Linked DNA regions of Homo sapiens: region 1 is linked to region 2. A link is a loop called in an ENCODE intact Hi-C map of the cell type or tissue named here. Cell type or tissue: gastrocnemius medialis. All regions are shown on one strand. Each heading gives the region's core, and the rest is flanking DNA. Links, peaks and the distances in the headings are about the cores only.

Region 1 (7,189 bases), core at 1,395-6,394, 41 kb before region 2:
GTGCCCTGCCCCCAGAGGTGGAGCCTACAGAGGCAGGCAGGCCTCCTTGAGCTGTGGTGGGCTCCACCCAGTTCGAGCTTCCCGGCTGCTTTGTTTACCTAAGCAAGCCTGGGCAATGGCGGGAGCCCCTCCCCCAGCCTCGCTGCCGCCTTGCAGTTTGATCTCAGACTGCTGTGCTAGCAATCAGCGAGATTCCGTGGGCGTAGGACCCTCTGAGCCAGGTGTGGGATATAGTCTCGTGGTGCGCCGTTTCTTAAGCCGGTCTGAAAAGCGCAATATTCGGGTGGGAGTGACCCGATTTTCCAGGTGCGTCCGTCACCCCTTTCTTTGACTCGGAAAGGGAACTCCCTGACCCCTTGCGCTTCCCAGGTGAGGCAATGCCTCGCCCTGCTTCGGCTCGCTCACGGTGCGCGCACACACTGGCCTGCGCCCACTGTCTGGCACTCCCTAGTGAGATGAACCCGGTACCTCAGATGGAAATGCAGAAATCACCCGTCTTCTGCGTCGCTCACGCTGGGAGCTGTAGACCGGAGCTGTTCCTATTCGGCCATCTTGGCTCCCAGTAATTTCATTTTTAAAAACTAGGTATTTTATCATCTGGAATTTATCTCAGTAGATTGTGTGAAGTAGGAAATCCTACTTTTTTTTTTTTTTTAGTATGGCTATCTAGCTGTCCCATCAGGAAAACCCATCATTTTCCCTTCTGATCTGAAATACTTCCATTATTATACACTCAAGAGACTATATGTTTGGGTCTATTCCTGACCTTTATAATCTGTCTATTGATCCATCTATTTATGCCCCAGGACCATACTGGTTTTATTATTGTAGCTTTATAATTTAGAATTCCTGGTAGATTAGGTTGCCGCTTCCTGACTTTTTTTTTCTATTTGCTAGTTTGTATTTGATATGATCTTTAGAATCAGGATGCGTAGCCTCCTCCATCAGCCTGCTCCTGACTATTTGTTATTTTTAGAGATCATGTTAAATTTATAGATTAACTTAGGGAGAATTGAAATTTTTATGATGTTGCATTTTCCTATCCAAGAACTGATGTGCCTTTCCCTTCACTCAAGTCTTTTTTTGTTTCCCTCAGTAGCATCTTAAAAAATGTTCTTTATATAGATCTTATATCTTTATATATTTTTATGTCTGTCACTATTCTAAATAAGATTTTTCATTTTATCTCCTATCTAGTTGTTATTTGTATATAAAGGCTTTTGATTTCTTGTATCAGTTTTATATCTAGCCATCTTACTGAATTCTCTTATTATGTAAGAGTTTTTCAACTGATTTTCTTGGGTTCTCTAGATAAATGGTCCCATCATCTGCAAATGGTAGTAATTTTACCTCCTCCCTCCCAGTGTTTTTAACCTCATGTTTCTCTCTGACTTAATGGGAATGCTTTTAATATCCCCCTTAACCATTATGACCCCAATTATTTTTTACTTCGTAAAAATCCTTTTCAATTCCTACCAAAAATGATTCTGACCCCATTGTGCACCTTAGTCATGGCAAACTTTCCAGTTGCTCCTTGCCAAAACTCAAGAATAAAAGGGCCCAAGCTAGAGAGGCTGTCCTCACAAGCATCAGCTGCTGGGGGCTTCCACTCATTTTCCTCTGAAACAACAGAGAAAGAGACCATCTCTCATTCGCAGAGCAGCCCAAGGCCTTCTGAGGAGACAGTGAGTCTCCTCTAAGTCATTTCTCTCTGCTTTGTAGCAGTGGAGCTACCAAGGGTGAGATGAGCAGGTTGAGAGGCCTCTGAAGCCTGCTGGGCACAATGCTCTGTGATAAGTTTCAGCTCCACTGGAGCTTATCATCCACCAGCAATCGACTTCATGGCTGCTGCTCAGAGGCTCTAGGTGCTGCGCTGCTCACTGCCCTCACGTCTCTGGGACTTCCACACATAAAGCCATCTCTTTCCATTGCACTATGGCACTTGTAGGGAGGATCCCACACTTAGGGCCCAAAATGAGACCATTTGAGTCAAATTTCTAATTGTCTTTCAAATTTTATTATTGGCTGTAGACTTCCAATCATAGTCACATCAGTCGTGTTATTTACTGGTATAAAATCCCTAAGCACCAACTAAGTACCAACAATCGTGGCCTCATTTGCTGTCTGATCACTCACCTTAGTTTGGGTATTCTGTGAACTTGAATTCTACTGCAAACTATGCAATGCTTGTTATAAGTCATATGGACTTAGTTACAATTAGGACAAATTTTTGTTTCTAAAATTAAAAAAATCATAATCTCTGGAAGAGTGCTACTCTTTAGATCTCAAATTCCAGAATTTTTGAAGTTTTTGTTAGGCTAAAAAGCAGGGACAGCTGACATGAAGACTTTGGTGACATCTGAGTGGAGTCAGAATAAGTAGACAAGGAAACGAACCATTTGTTCTAACCTTTTTTGCTTTGTTCTTGGTGCTTGAGCATAAGGTGGCAACTTGTATACAATAAAACACCACCACATTTCGTATTACTTTTGTTTGCGTGCCTGCTGCTTTTATTTCACAGATTCAATGAGGACATTGTGCACATTTGTCAAATCTGCCTGACCTGTTTCATGCACTGAAAGCAGGACGGATCCCATATTTTGACTTCAGTACCATGTAAACCTTTATTCTTTAAATGAGCAATGAGACAGAGCATGCAGTTGACTATATATGTGGAATTTTCTCCTTGACAGACTTCATCATCTTAAGGGCAAACACTTACCTACAAAACAGTATCCTTGCTGTTTAACAACTGTGTTGTTATAAAATGAAGCCAGTGTGTTGTCTTTGTCTCTAAAGCTAAAATTTCCCCACCAATCCTTGTCACTTTTCCCCTTCCCACCCCCGCCTCCTCAACAAGCCCTCAGAATAACAGGCAGAGACAGGGCCTGGGCACATGATAAGTGATCAATACATATTTATTTAGGGAGCAAATGAAGTCTGAAATTCAGTTCAGGCTGACTATGCTTAGTGAGACAATAATTTTGTTACTAATTATAATTAATGTTCATTTAAAACATTTCTTCAGTCATCAATTCCAATAAGATAAGCAATACATCTACCCCAGAATAATATTCTAGATATTAGTCAGAAATTACATTCTCAATCATAGGACATGGTTTTTCATTAATTAACTGAAGCCTAATTAGTTGTCAGTGGACGTGGGACTCAGTGTCATTGATCCAGTCTGAGTGTATCTAAGGACAGTCCTCTCCTGAGGGCCTGGTCAGGTGATCAGTTCTAAAATAACAACCAATATGATTCAAGGAGTTTGCACTGACCTTTTCCAGACATTGGCACTAAACAGCAGTTACACAAGCAGGTCCAGGGTGTCCCCTTACCCCTGCCTTCTGAGGAGCACAACATGAGTTTTGTCCTTTTAGACATGGGGTCAGGGTGGGGTGGTTATTCTGTACAAATGTTTTGCTTTTAAGAAGTTTGAAATTTGTTTGTTTTCTGGGCCAAGAACATTTTTTCGTTTTTCTGGTTCTCCATGTTATTCTCTAAGACAGGTATTAGGAAGTGAAATAAGTCAGCAAAAGTAGAAATAACCTGGAAAAAAATTCATCTGTGGATGAACAGTGACCACTCTTGGATTCTGATGCTTTTGTGGTATATTCATCAATAACAAAAAAAAACAAAGACAAACAAAAAACCCTACCCTTCTGAGAATGAACATGAAGGCTATTGTACTATTGTATTCATTGACAATTATATCTCCTTGCAGGACTCTGGCTCTCCAGCACCCAGGTTAGGAACTTTCATTAGCAAGGAATCTAACTTGTAACTCTAAGGACTCTCCAAATGGAGGTTTAAAGAAAGAGCCCTGCTTGCTTTTTTTTTTTTTTTCTTAATTCATGCTCTAGGCTATGATATCAAACAGATTAAAGAGAATAGGAAAGAAGCACAAAACTATTCTAGCTTGTTGGCAGATTCAGAGAGCTCCGTCTTCAAATCCAGCAAGTCCATTTGTATTAAGTGGTGGGGCTGTTAACAGTGTACTTGCCAAGCCCACTGCCAATTAGACACCACTATCAGCATTTTTCTTTTAATTTAAATAGGCAATTTAGGAACAGCAACTTTGAGAATTTTTTTTTTTTTTTTTTGCAATTAGAATTCTCTTTTCTTGCCAAGATCGAGTTTGCTTTAAAAGATTTCATCTTCTTTAAAGATCTTTGGTTTCTATTAACTTTGGTGGCTTTAGCATGATGATCATGTACAAAATCATCGTAGATTGGTTTAATATCATCTTAATCCAAAAGTGCCCTCTGGCCAGAAATTGATAAAGAAAATGATATATTCTTGGAGATTCACTAACCACAAGAGTAGTCTGTTTTCTGAATTTTTTTAAGTGTCTGGTTCTGTTGCAAAGAGCATTCTGGAAGGCACATAATAGAAATTATTTGATAAAGTAATCTTAGTGGACAATGGCCATTTTGTAGGACCTGGCTTGCTAATCCAGTGGTCATAAAAGGGGAAGAAAATAAGTTATTTGTTGCTAATAAAAGATGTTCATTCACTACCAAATTGAAATAGGAATCATTTAGCATGTGGCATTATGTTTAAAATTATTATTTTCCTCTTGTATTTAGATCTTTCTCTGGAATCAAAGGACTCCAGCTGAAAGTTAACCTCCAACCCAATGATAACTACTTTTTCTATGTGAGGGCCATCAATGCATTTGGGACAAGTGAACAGAGTGAAGCTGCTCTCATCTCCACCAGAGGTACTTTCTCCTTTGCACACAGTGAGCTATTTCCAAGCTATTTCTTCCCTTCCACCCCTCAGAGAAGATGTCCTAGAGGGCAACTTTATAAACTCCCAACCTACTGTCAGTGGTAGGTTTTTGTCATGAGGACCCAAGGTTGGTCAAAGGTCAAGATATTTCTTTTGTTTTTCTGCTTTACAGGTTCTCAGCCTTGGCTACCTGTTAGCAATCAGCCAGGGTGCTTAAAAAATACTGTTTCCCTGCCTCCACTCCTGAAGATCCTGATTTAATTGATCTGGAGATGGGCTCAAACATTTATGTTTTTAGAAATCTCTCTAGATGATTTTTTTTTTTTTGAGACAGAGTCTCACTCTGTCGCCTAGGCTAGAGTGAAGTGGCATGATCTTGGCTCACTGCACCCTCTGCCTCCTAGGTTCAAGTGATTCTCATGCCTCAGCCTCTCAAGTAGCTGGAATTACAGGCACGTCCACCATGCCTGGCTAATTTTTGGATTGTTTTAGTAGAGATGGTTTTTGCCATGTTGGCCAGGCTGGTCTCAAAGTCCTGACCTCAGGTGATCTGCCCGCCTCAGCCTCCCAAAGTTCTGGGATTACAGGTGTGAGCCACCATGCCTGGCCTCTCCAGATGATTTTTATCAGACTCACAATGTGTTATAATTTGTGGATATGGTGTGTGTATGTGTGGTAGGTTGGGGATATTCTTTGAACTCTGTGAACAAGTTACCAGCCTTGTTCTGTTTATTCTTGATGCCTGGCACATAATTTGTGATAGTTAATGTTTGTTGAATGAATGACCAAAAGAGTAATTCAAGGAAGTGATAAAACTATTCAATGACATTTTTGGGAAAATACCTAGATGATGCCAACAAAAAATGTTTGTCTCTGCAATTTTTGTGAAAGGAAGTGAGGAATGGAAAGAGGACCATTTTATTATCTTATCCTAGACACAGAGCTGGCACAAGGTTGAGTGGGCGCAACAAGCGATCGGCTTACCCAGAAACATCTTGTGCTTTTGCCTCGTTTGTAAGATAGTCAGGGCCAGCCTGATGTTTATGAAGAGAAGATGCGAGGGCTGTCTTCCCAGCAGTGTTCTCCCCACAGTCCCAATATGGTGCCTGTCCTTCCATTGTTAGAGTCTCTCCTTTAGGTTATATCGGTGCATCCCCCATTTTTTTTTTTCTCGAATGGAGTCTTGCTCTGTTGCCCAGGCTGGAGTGCAATGGCACGATCTCGGCTCACTGCAATCTCTGCCTCTTGGGTTCAAGCTACTCTCCTGTCTCAGCCTCCTGAGTAGCTGGGATTACAGGTGCGCACCACCATGCCTGGCTAATTTTTTGTATTTTTGGTAGAGACGGGGTTTCACCATGTTGGCCAGGCTGGTCTCGAGCTCCTGACCTTGTGATCTGCCCACCTTGGCCTCCCAAAGTGCTGGGATTACAGGCGTGAGCCACCTCACCCGGCCTGTATCCCCCAATTTTAATATGCACACAGATTTCCTGAGGATCTTGTTAAAATACAGATTTGAAGTCAGGAGGGCTGCGGTGGGGTCCGAGAGTCTGAATTTGTAACTAGTTTCCAGGTGATGTAGATGCTGCTGGTGCAAGGAGCACACTGCACAGCAGATGAGCACTAATAGAGGGTACACCGTGAGGACGTGCCTATGGCACCACGTAGAGGTAACCAGCCACCGGCATCCACGAAGGCCTTATCATGAGTGAAGTTTTCAGCTGTGGATCTGAAGACACTTCGTGGGGGATTTTGACGTCAGGGGAAAGAGTCTAGGGTCTGAAATGTGGGGCTTAGCCTAGGGACAGCACTGGTCCTTGTGGCAATGTTTTAATACTATTTTCTCACCTGCAATAGGAACCAGATTTCTCTTGTTGAGAGAAACAGCTCATCCTGCTCTACACATTTCCTCAAGTGGGACAGTGATCAGCTTTGGTGAGAGGAGACGGCTGACGGAGTAAGTAGAAGAAGAAAGCACAAGTGGGCTGATGGCCCAGCAGTAGGGTCTTAGGGTGTGTCGCCTCAGGGTGGCCTCCGCTGAGCATATTCATGGTGCAGTGAACATGTCGGGATGTGGTCTCAAATATCAATGTGTGCACATCCACACTGTTCGGCTGTGGTTCCCTACCGAGCGATAGTTCATCACTTGGAGCAAGTGTCAATATTTTTATTGGAAATATAAGCACAGATGGTTTGGTTAAAACATTGGCTATTTTAAGGTATGATCTCTGGTTCAGTGGGGGAAAAAAAGGGTCCAGTAATTCTTTTATTATTTTTCTATAGCAAACCAGATATTTTATCAACCCTCTTGAAAAGGCATAGAAGAGGCTGGGCACAGTGGCTCACTCCTGTAATCCCAGCACTTTGGGAGGCCAAGGCAGGCAGATCATTTGAGTTCAGGAGTTTGAGACCAGCCTGGCCAACATGGTGAGACTCCATCTCTACTAAAAATACA
Region 2 (7,189 bases), core at 742-5,741:
GAGAAGGAAGGAAAGGAAGGAAGAAAGAAAGGGAAGGAAGGAAGACAAGAAAGAAAAGAAAGAAAGATCATCATGTTTGGTGCTTAATCAAAAGTTCCATACATTTTAATTTTTTAAAAAATAGATATGCTAGTTGAACAGTGTTGTGACATGCAAGTTCAATGCTATATACCAGAGGCAGAATGGATCAGGGCCAATGAAGACAAGGGCCTTCACCCCTGCCACCCTCATCTCTAGCCTGGGCCTAGCTTGGACTGCTATGAGAGCCTTCAGCTGGTCTTCCTGCCTCCTGTCTTGCCCTCTTCCAATCCATCTTCTGCACTATGCCTCAGAGTGACCTCTCTAAAATACAACCTAATCATATCACTCTCTTGCTGAAACTATTGGTAGCAACTCACTGACCACAGCATAGATTCAAAACTCCTTAGCATCCCTGTCCTCTTCTCTGTCCTTCTCTCTAGTAGTTCCCCTCCTAACAGACATTCAAGCTCTAATGATTGCTTCTTACCTTAGCTCATCAGGCCACTTCATCTCTGTGTCTTTGCTAGCAGTTCGCTTCTGCCTAGAATGTCCTTCTCCCCTTCCTTCTCTACTTAGAGAACTTCACCTCAATGCTCGAGGTTCAAAGCAGGCCGGGCCCAGTGGCTCCCAGCAATTTGGGTGGCCAAAATGGGAGGATCACTTGAGGTCAGGAGTTCAAGACCAACCTGGTCAACATAGGGAGACCCCATCTGTATATTTAATAAAAAAAAAGATTTTCCTCATACTCCCGGTTAAAACTGATCATCCCTATGATGATGTCTCACTCCTTCTTGCACACTTATCATAACACCTATAATATTTTATTGCACTTATTTATATACAAATTTATGTTAGAGAAATCAGTGGTTTTCAAACTTTAATGCATATAGTTTGCATTGAGACTTATCCAGTGTATAAGACTCATCCAAGAAATTTCTTTAAAATGCAGAATTCCTTGGCTTCACCCTCAAAGATTCTGCTTCAGTAGGCTGGCATCAGAGGGTTTCACAGACACTCCTGAGCCTAAGGAAAGCTTATGCTAAAGAAGGTCTGTCTTTACCTGAGTGAGGCACCATTTTGCCAAGGACAGAGGGCACTGCTGGTTTGTTCCACCCGCTTCTCCCCAATCATTGACTCACAGGAGTATGAGCTTGAGAGGTCCCAACACCCCCTTCTTCCCCTCCTACTCTCTCAGGGGTAAAATATGCAAAACTCATTTATATTCCCACAAGTAGGTGAGAATAACATTCTGGGCCATCACCATTCAATAATGGAAGCTTTGTGCAAAGTAGTGACAGGTGAGAGGAATGATTTCATTTTTCACTTTGACAATTGGGTGAAGCAGATTCCTGGCAGTTCTGCAAAGGTTTTATGCCCACATAGTTACCCAAGGGATCTGCTTAGCAACCAAGAGATGCTGCAAGGAGAAGAAAACAGCAGCGGTGTCTTGTAACTGAGATGCTGGAGTACAGAGAGGAGAGAGGGGACAGCCCTGCCTAGGGGCTACTGCTTGTTCTCTGGTCTCCAAAGAGACTGGTCCTGAATGTCCCAGCCCCTCTCCCCTACCCAGAGCCCATGCAGAGCTCACCGTGCTGGAAGCATCGTTCCCCAAGGGGCCTGGCTATGCTTTACTAGATTGCTTCTTTGTACAACTGTTTTTTCTAAGTATAAAATTCAACCTATTTGTTGAAAGTTTTGAGGGAGTTCAATAAATAGCATCTTCTTCTATGCCTGGGTTTTGTAATGAGAAATAGACCAAAAAGGAGGCATTTGGCAAAGTAAATATGACCAGTTCCCTAATAAAGCTGATATTGCAGAATGAGGTTTGTATCTCCAGGCAAGGGGGCTTTTTAATATTGAACTCCAGAATGGAATTTAACCCCCTAAACAACAGCCCCTCCAATCCTCCCCGTCTCCCACAGAGCAGGGCCCTACCCTCTAATACTACCACGAGCTAAGACCATCCAGAAGACTTGCTCTTGGCTGGTAGGTTGACTCCCTAGAGGAAGGGGAGTGGCGGGATTTGGGCAATCCCAGTGTCTCTCCTACACCACCAAACTAGTAACTCTTTCAGCCTCTCAGGGCAGAGTGAGTCAGGGGCCTATAAAAACCTCAGGGTTACCTTCCCAAGGCAGGAAACATCAGACTTGAATCCAGGCATTTCCCCCAACCCAATCATGTTTACTGTTAAAAGCTTTGGGAAATACATGAAAAGTAAAAGAATAAAATACAAATTGTAAGATATACTATATTTTTTCTATTCTAAGGCACATATCTCTTACTTTATCATATTTCTTAAATCAGGACAGGTTTTATAATTGATGCATGTTTAATGTTCTATTATTATTTCTTCTTAAAAGACTTTTGTTAAGCATCCAGTGCCTCTTTGAGTTGTTAGTATCTTGGAAATAAAGAAATATGGTAAATTTAATTTTTTTCTTAAAAGATAGCTATTATACTAGCGCATCTTCCTGTGCCAATAAGTAGTGAAGACTTGTTGTATAATAACTACAAAATATCTCATCATCTGGATGTACTAGAATACACTCAACTCATCTCTACTCCTTGGCATTTAAGTTGTTGTTTTGCTTTGTTTTAGTATTGTAGATAAATTTCCTTGTGTCTAAATCATTGCTCCAAATATGATTTCTTCCCCTTAATAACAGGTCCTCCACTTCAGCATATTAGCCTTTTTAAATCTCTTGGCTTCCTATGTCCATATTGTCCCTCAAAGAAGTTATCCAGCTTCACTTCTCATCGGTATTGCCTGAGAATCCTCTTAGGCAATTGTGCTGAGAATTGTCTCTCAGCACAGTCGGCAGCTCTGAATATGATAGGGCTCTGTTATAAGGTGGCTAGTCTTTTTACACATTCAAAGGTTGTCCATCTTCATGTTTATCCTGTCACTCCTTGTCAACCCTCCCTCCTTCAAGTTCAGTCCAGAGCGTCCTGGAAGAAAATGAACAAGCGCAGAGGACAGGGTCAAGCACACACATGCTCATTGTTGTCACCAAGCTTTGCCACCAGATCCAACACAGTACCATACAGTGCGCTGCTAGGCTAGGCTGGCTGATGTGGAGAGTGGTTTTGCCTAGGTGAGAGACAATCCCACAGCCAAAGCAGGCAAAGAAGCGCCCACAGACAGCCTCCCCTCTGTCTATACCCATGGCACGGAGGCACCACGGAGCGAGCACTGCCCAGGCAGTGGCAGGCACAGCATTTGTCTGGATGCCTGGAGCATGCTGGTTTTGTCCCTCCCTGCACCCCCTTCTCTCTCTCTTTACCCCACTGTTCAGGATTGGAAGGACCTGCTTCCTCTGGAGGCCAAGGAGCATCACTGATGTGGTTGCTGGGCTGTGTTTTGGTCTCCAACGAGCCCTCCAGAGGCGGCAAGGGGAGGTGCAGGCCTGGGTTGGATGGTGCCACGCAGCACATCTTAAGCAGCAGCTACTCTGGAACAGGCAGCACTAAGTGCTGGAGGAAAGACAAGATCTCATTTCTGTTGAGAGCTGCTTATGGCAGTGGTTCCACGGAACCCGTCCCCATTCCGACCCATCTGCTCGGTCCTTGGGTATAGGCAGGGGACTCTGCTGGGGAGGAGCACCATGAGCTCGCTCCTCAGAACCATGGGCAGAAGCAGATTGGACCGTCGCAAATGCAAACCTGGGTGTTTAGTAGAGAAAAAAATCTTTTCAACTCTTGGCTCTCCAGAGAATAATGTACCAAAACAAAATGGATCCTGAGGACATCTCTCAGCGGGGTGACTTCTACCCAGGTTAAGTAGAAAATTCCAGGAGCTTAATATGCCCAAATCACAACTTATTGTTTACCTGCTTCTCCACTGGGGTAGAGATCCTCTTGGGAGCTTCAGGTCAAGTGTTTTAGAGTAGAATTTGGTTGGACTGTTCTGGGTTAGATGGCTCACAGATGGGCTAAGCTCCTTCAAGCTATGGCAGTTTATGTTTAAGCAGTGTCTAGAATTAAGGGGGCTTATAGGATTTCCCAGCCAGGTAATGCCCTAGGGTAGGGCTCACTGGTAAAAGAGCCCAAGGAGAATTCCCAAGGGTCACTGCCAGGACAGTGGATTTAGACAGGAGAGAAGGGCAGTTTGAATGGCCAGTCTCTAAGGTCTCGGGGTCTAAGGAAGAGACTCTTTCTTGAAATAGGGCAGGAGAGCAGAGTGTTTGATTTGCAATCGTGGGGCAGATTCTGCAAATCAGGCAGATTGCCCTCTCTGAGGGCATTCCCCTCAGAGAGACTACAGCCTTCCCTGGGGCTTTCCTTCAAAGGGACTCAAAGGAGATTTGGAGGGAACTCTCCAAGGGTCAACATCTTATCAGTCCAGTAGGGCTCTGAGAGTTGACCCAGTCATTTTATTCAACCCTGGCAGAGCAGAGAAGATTGGGGAAGTTGAGTCAGACACAATCCCATGCCCCATAGATCCTCACAGGAGAGGCAGAAAGGGGGCCCATGGGCTTATTTTTCCTGAGGTTCCATCTGTACAATGAGACTTCCTGCCTGGGGGCAGGGTGGGGGAATAACCTGAGGGTCTCTCCAGCCAGCGGGGAGAGGAACTTGGTCAAGTCCCCTGAACTGGGTTGGTCGCTGTGTTAGGAGAATGGGGGGAGCCTGCAGAGTCAGCTGGAGGGAAAGTGGCTTTCTGTGTTGGGGCTTCCCCACTATCGACACTGCAGAGGCTGTACCTTCTGCCCACCATTTGAAAGAGACATCATGGAACGTAAAAAAAAAAAAAAAAAAAAAGAAGAACTCAAAGGTAATAAGGAAGATTTAAATCCTATAATCAAAGAAAACTAAGAAGTTAAGATGGGCTGAAAGCCAAACATTTTAAACAAGAAAAGACATTTAAAAATAAGCTTTAACATAAGCAAGTTTGTTTAATATTTCAATATAAAAAAGGAAGAAAAAAACCTAAAAATAAGTTTGTTTTTTAAAATGACAGAAATAAAAGGCCTCAAGTTCAAAAAGTAAAATTTAAGAAATTTTTAATCTATGAAGTTGGAAGAAGAGTTAAAATCCCAATGAAAGAACATTGAGTTTTTTTTTTTTTTTAAGACAAGATACAACTAGATGAGATTTAAAATAAGATAAATGGCTGGACTCCAATAAAGATTAAAAACCTAAAAATGAAGCTATACATGATTAAAATAAAAACCAAGAGCCATTGAGGCGAAAGTTAAAAACATGTTAGTAAGTGAAGCTAACAATATCGTAAGAATTGTAAACACTATAAAATAAAAAGAAAAAAATCCAAGATAAAGTGAAAGTGAAGAGTTTTTAAATTTGGAGAGAGGGTAAAAGACCAACAGGCTGAGGACCAAGCAGCAGGCAACGCCTTCCAACGGCGTGCAGGTCCCAGGCACTCCTGCTTCTCCTGGGGAGTTGCCTCCAGGTCAATGGGGGGTCATTTATTTTGTGGGGTGAAGAGTCAAGAGGCAGGAAATCAAGAGCTCCTCTCCCCCTCCTTGTCCTAGACATCGTCCCCAGAGGCTCACGCCTTGGTCTGACTCTGATGGTAATTCTCCTTGCTCCTCCATTCATGGAGGTGCAGAAGGAAAATAATTTTTCAGAGCTGCTGCAGCCATGAGTCAGGGGAAACTGTCTTAGATCCTGCTGGGCCCCGCCTCCCCACAGGAAAAAGGAGAAGACATGGAAATGGGTGGAGAGAAAATCAAACATGGATTGAGGGTACACTGTCTAGAACTGTGAACCGTTCACTTCAAACGCCTTCTTTTTGTGTCTTCTGCATCAGAACCTGAATACCAGTGGCAGGAAGTTCATCTTCTGCAAAGTTGCTAAAACTATCCCATATGTAATTATATATTCTTACTGTATTGGCTCAAAATTGTGCAGAATAAAGTGTAACCTAAAGAGAAACCAAAAATAGTTACTTGATTTCCTTTGCCAAATTGCCTTGAAAAATGTAAATGCGTGAAACTTTAAAATTAGGTAATCAGCTAACAAGTATTTGTTGAGTATCCTGTGTTGGGAGCCTGGCAAGCTTCCCTGGAAGCAATGAAGACAGACTTCCTGGCCTCAGCTGGGCACAGAGGGCCACGAGCTGAGTGCAGGCTGGTGTTCATTACTGTGACCTACTTTTCATCAGTCTGATAGCCAAACAATATAGTGTGTGGATGCTTGTTCCTCTAGGATCTCTCTTTGGCCCACTACTAAGGCATCCAGGTTTGTTTGTTTGTTTTTGTTTTTCTTTGAGAAGATATCATTACCGCAAGCAAGTGGGGATTCTATAGAAGTGCTGTGCTTTATATCTACTCCTTAACTTGCATCCTTCTGCCTCAGACCATGCTGCAGGTCTGATTACACAGCCTCAACGGCAGCAGGTAGGATCCTCTTGGAAGAGCTTGGATGACATTTTAAAATTAATCTCTGACTTTCATGTTTCTGTTTATTATTGTGTGTCTTAGTTCATTCAGGCTGCTTTAACAAAATACCTGAGACTGGATAATTTACAAACCACAGAAATTTACTGCTCACAGTTCTGGAGGCTGGGAAGTTCAAGATCCAAGTGCTAACAGATTCAGTGTCTGGTGAGGGCTCACTCTCTGCTTCATAGATGATGCCTTCCTGCTGAGTACTCACATGGTGGAGGGGGCAAACAAGCTCCCTCAGTTCCACACAAATCTGGGAAGAACACCTACTTCCAGCACTGTGGACACATTTCATTACCTGCACTCAGAAACAGTGTGCTGAGCCCTTTCCTGAGTTTCTTCCTGGAGCCCTTTCCTCCCTAAGTTTTGGACACAGGGCCATGGAGTCAGCTCCAGGGCTAACACATGACACAGACACCATGCTGTCCTCCAAGAGGAATGTATCCTCTCCCCATTCTTTCAACAAAAATGATCCTCATTCAGGTCATCTCCTAGCAGGGCCTCTGTCAGTCAACCAGACATGATCCCTAGTGCTGGATCCTATCTGGGAGTCTTCCTCCAAACATAAAATTGACCCTGTGACTAAGAGTGAAGCATTTGTCCATCCTGAGCCTTTGTTTCTTCATCTAGAAAACGTGACTTGCCCTTTTTATGTCAGCAATGAGTATCCAATGAGATGATGACCAAGCACTTTTGAAAGGTGTAAAGTCATAGATGATGCTGAGTTGGGGAAAACCAGGAGTCGATTGCTTTGAGTTCTT

What was found. A loop is a pair of places that touch in the nucleus more often than their neighbours do. Peaks named below come from ENCODE experiments on the same cell type or tissue, not always from the same donor. Only the 100,000 strongest peaks of a DNase experiment are listed, where the experiment ranks them.
Region 1: it touches region 2 in a loop (2.0-fold over the local background); 1 of 110 quality-filtered maps calls a loop at or near these places.

What each region holds. Positions count from the first base shown.
Region 1 is chr5:79,784,379-79,791,567 of GRCh38, forward strand. CMYA5 (cardiomyopathy associated 5) reads left to right here. Exons shown (of 13, transcript NM_153610.5): 10 at 4,593-4,726; 11 at 6,592-6,691. Among named protein-coding and RNA genes, the nearest start is that of CMYA5, 98 kb to the left of the region's middle. In gastrocnemius medialis, for the core only: no CTCF peak of the experiment used is centred there; a DNase peak (open chromatin) is centred at 3,303; H3K27ac peaks cover 5,000 bases.
Region 2 is chr5:79,826,061-79,833,249 of GRCh38, forward strand. No RefSeq gene overlaps it. Among named protein-coding and RNA genes, the nearest start is that of LINC01455, 110 kb to the right of the region's middle. In gastrocnemius medialis, for the core only: a CTCF peak has its summit at 3,419; no DNase peak of the experiment used is centred there; H3K27ac peaks cover 1,164 bases.